2 separate regions of the Homo sapiens genome follow, and region 1 is linked to region 2. The links are chromatin loops, found by intact Hi-C in ENCODE. Cell type or tissue: Caco-2. All regions are shown on one strand. Each heading gives the region's core, and the rest is flanking DNA. Links, peaks and the distances in the headings are about the cores only. Region 1 overlaps PCNX1 (pecanex 1). Region 2 overlaps PCNX1 (pecanex 1).

Region 1 (5,390 bases), core at 279-5,278, 56 kb after region 2:
CTATTTCTTAGTTTTATGTGTTACTACTTCATTTTTCTTTCTTTCCAGGAAGTTTATCAAAGATTTTTAAATGACGAAATAACACAAGAGCTGTATTTTGTGCAGATCACTGTTAGTGGTGGACAGAAATCATACATGGCAAGAGGAAATGTAAAAGTTTGGACATTTACCCAACTGAGGTCCTTGTTTATAGCAGCAGAATAAGGAGAATGGGATACCTGAATTAAAGCAGAATGTTTTTACTCTACCATTCTAATCCCATGACTATTTCCACCCAATATGCCCTACTAATATATTTTGCTCAGAAAATGAAGTCAATAATTATAGCAATATTAATAATTGAAAAAAGATTTTTTTTCTGAGCAAAATGTATTACTAGGAGATATTCTGTTTTCAATTATTAATATTAATTAATAGGGATTCTATGAGGAACTATTACCAACTGTTCCCTGGATTACCTAAATCTTCCAGTCACTTCATAGTGAATATTACTGATAAAACTAAATAAAACAAACAATCATGAAAATAAGGCATGTTTAACCTGAGTAAAAATGGAAAGGAATCCAGTCAGCCGAACATACTGTTGATGTGTAAAGTTTGACTTCTAAAACTGTACCTGGTACAGTTTACACTTATCAGTAAAAAATTAACATGAAAGAAAGTGTAATCAGAAAATTCTGATATAGACAAAAAATGACTGATAACCCAAATTTTTCACATAAAGTTTACATGGAAAGAATCTAGAGTATCTGTAAAATAAAAATGGAAATGAGAAATATGAATGGGTTTAACTAAGAGCTATAAAAACTGATCAAGAAACTTGTTTCAATATTACTTAAAAGTAAGCATCCAGGATAGACAAATAAAATTTAAAAATAATAAATTGGCTGAATGGAGTCTGTCTTGGAAAGTAGATAAAATGCTCAGCAGATCCAAATATCTGCCTGGCAAAATAATGACACTTTTGATTAATATTTGGCAGACGGGTAGGTGAGACAGGGGATCACACTATAAAGAAAAGGAAGTAACCAAAGATCACATCAACATGTGAGCAAGAGTATACTCATCCCTCATGAGAGCTCTGGAATGAACAGAAAGAAGAAAAGGCTACACACTTACATTATTTAATCAGTCTACGAAACTAACAAAATACTTATTATATACTAATTGCTGTGTGTGATAGGTACTGGGTACATAATGATAAATGAAGTACATGTGATTCCTGCCCTTTACAATCTGCCTATATTCTAAAACAAAGATTGATCAACTTCAGCCCAGGGCCAAATCCAAGCTTAGAATGGTTTTGATATTTTTAAGGGGTCATTTAAAAGAAAGAGAAAACAACAAAGAAGAATATGCAACAGAGAATGTGTATGGCTCTCAAACCCTAAAATATTTACTGTCTGGTTCCTAACAGAATAAGTAGGCCAACCCTTTGGCTAGAGAAAAAATAAACTTTAAACAATAAACAGTCACATGTTGCATAACTATGGGGATACATTCTGTGACATGCGCTGTTAAGAAATTTCGTTGTGCAAACATCATAGAATGTACTTACACAAACCTAGATGGTACAGCCTGCTACACATTTTGGCTATATAATATAGCCTATTGCTCCTAGGTTAAACACACCTGTACAGCATGTTATAGTACTGAATAATGTCACTAACGGTAATACAATGGTAGGTATCTGTGTATCTGAACACATCTAAACACAGAAACGGTACAGTAAAAATATGGCAAAAAGATAAAAAATGGTATATCTATATAGGGCACTTGCCACAAATGGAGTTTGCAGGACTGGAAGTTGCTCTGGGTGAGTCACTGAGTCAGTAGTGAGTGAGTGTGAAGGCCTAGGGTGTTACTGTACACTACTGTAGACTTTATAAACACTATACCTTAGGCTACATGAAATTAATTATTTTCTCCAATAATAAATTTACCTAAGCTTACTGTAACTTTTTTACTTTATAAACTTTCAATTTTTTTAAACTTTTTGACTCCTTTGTAATAACGCTTAAATTAAAACACATATTGTATAGCTGCATAAAAATATTTTTTCCTTATATCCTTATTCTGTAAGCTTTTTTAAAATTTTTTTAATTTTTAAACTTTTTTGTTAAAAAATTTTTTAAACATTTTAAAATGTTTTAAAACTTTTAAAAATTTGTTTAGAAAAATTTTTAAATATTTTTAAAATTTAAAATTTTTTTACTTTTTAAGCTTTTTTGTTAAAAACTAAGACACAAACACACACACTAGCCAAGGTCTACACAGGCTCAGGGTCATCAATATCACTGGCTTCCACCTACACATCTTATCCCACTGGAAGGCCTTCAGAAGCAATGACACACATGGAGCTGCCATCTCCTATGACAACAATGACTTCCTCTGGATACCCCCTGAAGGACCTGCCTGAGGCTCTTCTTGAGGAGGTATCACTCTTTGAAAAATTATGTCCACAATAGTTTGCTTGGTTTGTTTCTTTCATTCATCATAGATTTGCTTGTTGTATGCAGATAATGCAGCAAGAACATTCCTCTCTATTAATGAAAACCTTTTGGTGTTATGGTCCATGTTTTCAAACTTTTTAAGGAGCTTGTTGAGCTCCTTAAAAAGCTTCTGCTAAAGCTTCTGCTAAAACCCTTCACTGTGAATTTTCTTGGGGTTTCTTCTTTTTCTTCTCTAGCTGTTTCCCTTTCTCTGGCCTGTTCTTCAGCTATGTGTTCCTGTTCCAGTTCCAACAACCCCTCATTAGTCAGTTCCTCAGGAACCACCTCTAGGTGCTCATCAATGTCATCCTTGTCCACACCATGGTTAAAGTTGCTTGCCATCCCAACCACAGCCATGTTGATTTTTGCAATCTCTTCATCCTTGGCAAATCCTTTGAAGTCACAGATGAACCTCTTGAGTGTCTTCTTCCAGATGCCATTCATACCCATATTGGTGACATCACCCTAAGCAAGGTTCTTGATGCAGTCATAGATGTAATCCTTCCAGAATTGCATCAGTGTCTTTTCAGTTGCAGAAATAGCCTGGGTAAATGTCCTTCTCAGGTGGTAGGTCTGAAAAGCTGCGACAACTTCTTGATCCATTGGTTGGATCAGAGAGGTGGGTGTTTGGAGGCAGAAATACCACTTTGATACCGGGATAAAGATCACCAATAAAAGGAGGATGTGTGGAGCATTATCAACAATAAGCACAATCTTGAATGGTATGTTATTCTCCAAACAGTACTTCTCCATTGTGCTGGCAGAGCAATTCAGGAGGGCATCTGGGAAGAAAAGCTGGGTCATTCAAGACTTCTGATTGCTCCTGCAATACACTGGCAGTGTGTGCTTAGTGATAAGCTTGAAGGCCCTGGGGTTCTCACTGGGCCAGATCACAAAGGGCTTCCATTTGTAACCTGCAACGTTTCTCCCATGCAAGACTGTTATCCTGTCCTTAATAACTTGAAACCTGGCATTGACTTGGCCTCTTTATGGATGAAAGTCCTTTCCAGTATCTGTTTTCAGAATAGCAAGCTTTCATCTATACTGAAGATTTGCCCTGTGAAGTAATTTTCCTCACAATCAGCTTATCTAGAGTTCCAAAAATTCTTCAGCTGCTTTCACATCAGCATTTACAGACTCACCACTCACCAGCTTTCACATTATGCAATAAATAACAATTCTTGAATAAAATCACACAGAGCTAGCAGAAAATTCAACACTGTAGTTGTGTTCAATCTTATCTTTCAATATCGCAAACAAACTTTTTGTTTTGTCTGTGATTGTCATGATGCTGAGAGGTATAATATGCTTCTGTGTCTGGTCTTCAGTAGTTTCTCCATGTATGATTTAGGCCCTTTTCAAATTTTTGTTCATCTTTTTGTCTTCAATGAAGCAGATCCTTTAATGGCTTCTGTCACTTTGTTCTTGTTCTTCAAGATCACAGCTATGGTGGAATGGGACATAATTACCTGACAACAACCATTGCTGATTTGCCACCTTCATAGTCCTTAATCACTTTTAATTTAGCTTCCTGGTCAATCTACTCGATGTGGCCTCTTCCTGGCAACAATAGCTGTGAATTTTGCACATGTAGGGGCCATAAAATCGAATGACACAAGATCAAATCAAACACAGAGAAAATGATGCAATCAAGAGATACAGTAAATGTGAGATGTATGAGTCTGCCACTAGCATAACAAGACATACTGTTCTAAAGTAAACTTTTTTTTCTAAGTACAAGGAGTACATTCTAACCATAAAAAGTATAGCATAATATAATAAACACATAGTTGTTTATTATCATTATCTAGTACTATGTACTGTACATAATTGTATGTGCTAGATTTTTACATGACCAGTAGCATAGTTTTGTTTATACCAGCATCACCATAAACACAAGTAATGCTTTGTGATAGGACAGAATGGCTACGATGTCACTAACAGGAATTTTTCAGTTCCATTATAATCTTAAGGGACCATTGTGATATGTGCAGTCCATTGCTGCAGTCCATGACTGTGTAAGAATCTAACGATAAAAACATGGTAAAGTGAGATAATCACGTGGGATAGGTGGCTAGAGAAGGCTTCTCTGAGAAAGGGACATTCAGGCAAAGGAATCAGCCAGATGGAGGATTAGGGGAGAAAGAGAGATGGCTGGCACTTTCTGGCAAAATGAAGGGCAATAAGGAGTCCTTAGTAAAGAATTTAGCACATCTAAGAAACTGCAAGAAGGCCAGTGTGGCTACAGTGAGTGCAGATAGTGCTGTAAAGTGAGGATGGAGAAACTGGCAGAGGCCAGATCACAGAGTACCATAGGATGTGTTCAGGCATTTGAATTCTATGTTAAATGCAATGAGAAGTCACTGAAAAATTGTAAGCGTGCGAATGCCATGATCAAATGTGTCTTTAAAAAAATCCCGGCTGGGTGTGGTGGCTCGCACCTACAATCTCAGCACTTTGGGAGGTCAAGGCTGGAGGGTCGCTTGAGCTCAGGAGTTCAAGACCAGCCTTGGCAAGGTGGTGAGACTCCTATCTATACAAAAGTAAAAATTAAAAAAAAATTAGCCAGGAGTGGTGGTGTGCACCTGTAGTCCCAACTACTCAGGAGGCTGAGGCAAGAGGATCCCTTGAGCCCAGGAGTTTGAGGATGTAGTGAGCTGTGATCACGCCACTGCACTCCAGCCTGGGTGACAGAGCGAGACCCCTGTCTCTTAAAAAAAAAAATGCTAATGTCTGAGTTAAGAATTACAGGTATCCCTTGTTACCCAAATCTATAGGAGTTCAAAGAGTAAGGGTTGCTGTATTTTCAAATTTGAGTTTTGATTGGCAAATAATTAGCATTTAGATAGCAAAAGATTTATCCAAAAGTTTATCTGAATCTACTCAATACCAGAGAAT
Region 2 (5,390 bases), core at 202-5,201:
CCACATTACCTGTAGGTTGCCTTTGTGACCCGAATTTCAAGGGGGTGACTTAATATAGGTAGAGAAATAGTGATGTTAATGAGGAACTTGTTGGAACTTACAGAACTGAATAGTTTTCTGGTTTCCAGAAAGAAAAATATTTGATCCCAATGAAGCTATTTTTGGCTTCCTATTTTCTGGCCCCAAATCTTCCAAGAAAAAGTCTAAGGTCACACAAAATGAATCATATGCCTGTGGCCTGGGTGGTTTTCAGTAGTTAAACCATTTAACTTTTCCAAACACTCATTCCACCAAGCTCAGGAAAAATACAAAGTTCACTCACTTCTTACCTGAAGCCTATTTCAGTCCTTGGGTTACCTGTGGAGATTTTATTTCATTTAGAATGAATGGAAAGGTTAAGCTAGGGCTGGAAAAGCACCCTGCATTGGCTAAATCCTGTCTCTGCTATTGTTGCAGCTATAACTCCACAGGGGGTCATGTCTGAAATGGAGGAGAGTTAATAAGACCTTAGGCCAGGCCGGGCACGGTGGCTCACGCCTGTAATCCCAGCACTTTGGGAGGCCAAGGCAGGCAGATCACAAGGTCAGGAGATCGAGACCATCCTGGCTAACATGGTGAAACCCCTCTCTACTAAAAATACAAAAAAATTTGCCAAGCGTAGTGGCACATGCCTGTAATCCCAGCTACTCAGGAGGCTGAGGCAGGAGAATTGCTTGAGCCTGGGGGGCAGAGGTTGCAGTGAGCCGAGATTGTGCACTGCACTTCAGCCTGGGCAACAAAGCAAGACTCCATCTCAAAAAAAAAAAAAAAAGACCTTAGGCCAGGAAAATCACTGCCTAGAAAAGTGAACAGGAAAAAACTCACTGTGCTGTAACAAAAAACACTGATCTTGAAATCATGAGTAATGTGACTCTGTCATCTAACCAGAGCCTGCAAGAGTACAAAATGTTGGTCAGATCCTGCGTATGTGTCACTGGTCTAGACATCTCTGCTTTACCTGAGGTGTCTGGCCTACCTCTATGATACATTTTGGACTGGGTGGGACACAGATTTCAGATAGCTGCCATGCCCACACCCACTTTGGAGGCCACTGATCTTGTTTTCCCTCAGCTCCCATTATTCAAGTGGATTGGTTTGTACCACAAAACCCTGTGCACTCCTCTCACTACTCTAACCCTCCAATAGTGGCTGGGTACAATCAGTAGGCTAGCTAGCAACTAAGGCATGGCTGAATCTGAAATGAAAGAATATAGCCAGTAAAGTCAAGGCAAAGGCAAGTCAAAGTTTAAGTAATTAGATGTTGTAATAGATGGGTGAGGATGCCAACTGACATTAAGAAAAGACTTGACAAGAGGTTAGCTTGTTTCAGATCAACCCTTCAATCAAAAATAATGAGGAAAGCTGTACAAAGCATAAAAATATACTTGAAGGTGTTGGAGTGCTACCGCAGTAACTACGACTTTAGGGGCCAAGACCCCAGAGAGAAGGAAGCCCAGAGAGGGAAGACTGGTATTTGGTGTTGTAACAGGACTGCCAGGTTTGTATGCCCGCTGGGCGACAACAGATCAATACTACACTGACAACGGGAACTGCAGCAACATTGGAATTTAATAATCCAAGGCTGCTGGATGAGAAAATGGAGGGGAATTCTCAAGCCATGAATCTGTTCCCTCGAGGGGTTCTGGGCGTGTCTTTAAGGGGATGGTGGAGGACAACAGGCTGGAAAATTGGGGTTGTTGATTGGTCCTGGTAAAGAGATGAAATCATAGGATATGGAAACTATTCTTCCATGAGTCAGCTTCTTACGGGGCCCTTCAGCCAGCCGGTGTCAGTAGTTTCGTTGATATGCAAAACCTAAAGGAGAAACTCTTAGATTTTAGCTATAGAACAAAGTCTTGTGACAAGGCCTACATTTTCCTGGGGTAGTAAGCAGCGGCCAGCTACAGGGAAGTAGGCCAAAGGGCAAGCTGGCTTAATGATTACTGCTCATTGTACTGCAAACCTAGTTGAATTTTATTTTCTCCCTTAATCAATTTTATAAAGTTTTCTTGGGGATGGTTTCAGTGCCACATCTGCCAATTTGAAAGCAGTGGCTGAGAAACTGAGCAGTGATTTTGGACTTTCACAAGGCTGGGGTGTTTGTAATTACAATTCAGGGCCCGCCAAAGATGAAACCCAGTCTTTAAGTTTGTATATCTAAAGGGCTACACCCTAGTAGTAAAAGAGAAACAGATCAGTTCTCAGAAGGCTGAAGATCATCTTCCAAACAGCTCATTCCCTTATTTCCTACCTTGTTTGCCAAAAGTAAAAGTAGATCATCTTGAGGAAGATTATAACATCTACAGCCTCAATTATGTACAGATTTTCATATACTGTGTCTGGCATTCAATCAGAATGTATTCTGAATGAATACCAGTGTCTGGTATTCAATCAGAAATACACAGACAAAAGACAAAACAGAGAAACAAGAGGGGGAAAAAAAAAACAACAGAAACAGAATCACAGGAGACCCAGATGTTGGAATTATCATATATGAGCTTTAACTGTAGTTAATATGTTTAATAAATTAAATAGTGAGCAAGAACATCAGCAGGTAACTGGAAATATATTAGAGGATCAAATGCAAATTCTGGAACTGAAAAATATACAAATTAAAATTAATAACTCAATAGATCAGTTTAGCAGAATATTAGATACAGATGATGAAAGAAAAATAACAACTGGAAGATATGTAGAATAAAATATTTAAACTAAATATGGAGAGACCAAAGATAGGAAATTCAGAAAAGAACATGAGATAAAGGACATGGTAAAATATGTGTATAATTGTGGTGTGAGAGGAGGAGAGAAAAATAATATGGCAGAAGGAATATTTGAAGAGATAATGGCCAAGATTCAGTGATAATAAAAAACACTTTGGCAAGATAAATACAAAGAAAACTACACACAGGCACTATATGGAAAGCTTTAAAAATCAAAGACAAAAATAATTGGAGGATTAAAAATACATTGCCCTTAAAAGAGCAACAAGACTAAAAAAATCATGAAAGGTAGAAGACAGTGGAATGATTCCTTTGAACTGCAGAAAGAAAATAACTGCCAAGCCAAATCTCTGTATCTCACAAAAATAAAGTCTCTGTATTTATTTCTGTATCTCACTGAAATAGTCTCTTTCCTCCAAATTCAAGATAGCCTTTGTTCACAGGAGTTGACTCGGGGTAATCAAAAGTTATATGCAGATTTTCAACTGTGCCGGGCGTTGGCACCCCTAATCCCTGCGTCGTTCAAGGGTCAACTGTATTACAAACACACAGAGGCACTACTGGGTATCTGGTTAAGTTCAGTGCTATCCTGGAATGTTGACTTTATATGATAAAGACAGGTCAAGAATATTTGCTTTAAGATGAGGCCACAGATGTGGAGTATTTTTATATGGGCCGGTTGCTTCTGTATCCGTAAATAGTGCTCTCATAAGAAAAAAGGAACCTCGGACTGAAAGATGACTTTCCCCTTTTGGCATGGTTCACTGGGCACTGAAACTGAATGGCATCTTTAAAAGTTTCACAGACAAGGTAGATTCATCTCCAGTTATTTGCTGTTAATGCTTGAGAAATTGCAAAGCAACCTTGGGATCCTCTTGCATTAAATTACATTTTCCCAAGGATGAAGCTTAATTATATTTAGTTGCCTTGGATAAGCACCTATGGAGGAAAAATTTTTTTTTTTTTTTTGGAGACAGCATCTCACTTTGTCACCCAGGCTGGAGTGCAGTGGTGCAATCTCAGCTCACCGCAACCTTCGCCTCCTGGCGGAGTAATCTTCCCACCTCAGCCTCCCAAGTAGCTGGGACTACAGGCACACACCACTGTGCTCGACTAATTTTCAAGTTTTTCTGTAGAAAAGGGGTCTCTATTGCTCAGGCTAAGAATAAATATTTTATATAAGTAAGTGCTTATATACCCAGGAAGCCACCATTCTGTCATGCCCTTACTTCACAAAGTGTTGCTTTCCACCCTTCCCCAGGGGAAAACACACCTAACATGGCAAGATTCATTGGCTACAGTTCAGCGAAACATTTTTGGATCCTTTAGGAGGAAAAATCTTACATAAACTGCACTTTAAGAATAAGGTTGTGCAGGATCTGGATTAAAAAAAAGAATAAGGAAGAAGTTTTATGGGACCTAAATTTCACGTCAACAGCCCTTTGAATCTCTGGCTCTACGAGGAATGCAACTAATCCAGGGAATGCCTTTCTTTGAAGATGTTTTATGCCACTGTGACCCCAGAGGAAAGATAGATAGCAAATTATTTGGACTCTGATGCAAAAGGCATATAATCTGTATCCTGCTGGTTCTGGTTCTTACTAATAAATAGTTAAAATGATGCATTAAAGGATTATAAGTGATTTAATCAAGAATATGTCTATTCTCATTGTAAATTAGCTTGCATTTTCTGTATTATATGTGAAATCACTGAGTTAGTACACACTGCAAATATACCAAACAAGTTTGTACCTGCCTTTGATGACCATAATCCAAATGTTCTTTCCATTTTCTGTATTGTAGTTTAGTCTGTGATTGAACATTTTTATCCTACATGTTCTATCTAATATTGTTAATATGTAACATCGAGATAAATTCAGAAGACAAACTACAACCCTTGCACTAAGAAAAGTGTGAAACAGACCATGTTTTAACATGAAGTATGATGTACGCTTTTGATCTATTGCAAGTTGAAGCACATGTTTACAGGCCAAAGCTTGTTTAAAATGATTTCAGAACCAAGTGTGAACATGCCATACAGAACTTAATATAGTGTACTCTAATTTTTCTCAGTTTGACAAAAAATGGACAGAAGGCAAAATGAAAAAAAATTTATTTCCTCAGTGTTTTATCCACTGTCAATACTGTATTTTTGATGCAATATATTTGCCAAAAGAACTCAGCTTTTATTTTCCATTTTAAACAACTACAATATTTACAAGCTGTTCAGAATAACACTCAGACACACACACACTCACAGACACACGTAAGTACATATGTCCTTATCTCTGGTTTATACTGAATGCTGGTAAAGGCCATGAATACTTTCCAGAGCCCATGATCAGAAAAGGAAAACCCATTTTCCTTTCTTACGTTCACTTTCCTAGAATCATTTTCAATATTCCTCCTTCCATTTCCTCATGCAGAGCTCATTGCCAGACTTGTATAGGTTTAATCAGTTTTTACATTTTACTTTTACTTAAACTATAAGCTTTTAAAAAGCATAAGCAGACATGATTCCCCCCCCCCCCCCCATTTCTATTATTTTGGTTGTAGAATCAAGCTTCATAGATAAAAAATCTTGTTCAATCACAAGTACACTAAACCCAAGAGTCATCTGGAGCAGCC

The links. A loop is a pair of places that touch in the nucleus more often than their neighbours do. Peaks named below come from ENCODE experiments on the same cell type or tissue, not always from the same donor. Only the 100,000 strongest peaks of a DNase experiment are listed, where the experiment ranks them.
Region 1: it touches region 2 in a loop (6-fold over the local background); 1 of 110 quality-filtered maps calls a loop at or near these places.

What each region holds. Positions count from the first base shown.
Region 1 is chr14:71,059,214-71,064,603 of GRCh38, reverse strand. All of the region lies in intron 26 of PCNX1 (pecanex 1), which reads right to left. Among named protein-coding and RNA genes, the nearest start is that of PCNX1, 150 kb to the right of the region's middle. In Caco-2, for the core only: no CTCF peak of the experiment used is centred there; a DNase peak (open chromatin) is centred at 3,353.
Region 2 is chr14:71,114,850-71,120,239 of GRCh38, reverse strand. It overlaps PCNX1 (pecanex 1), which reads right to left. Exons shown (of 36, transcript NM_014982.3): 36 at 4,858-5,390. Among named protein-coding and RNA genes, the nearest start is that of SIPA1L1, 200 kb to the left of the region's middle. RefSeq lists a silencer at 3,214-3,508. In Caco-2, for the core only: no CTCF peak of the experiment used is centred there; DNase peaks (open chromatin) are centred at 1,789, 3,289 and 3,810.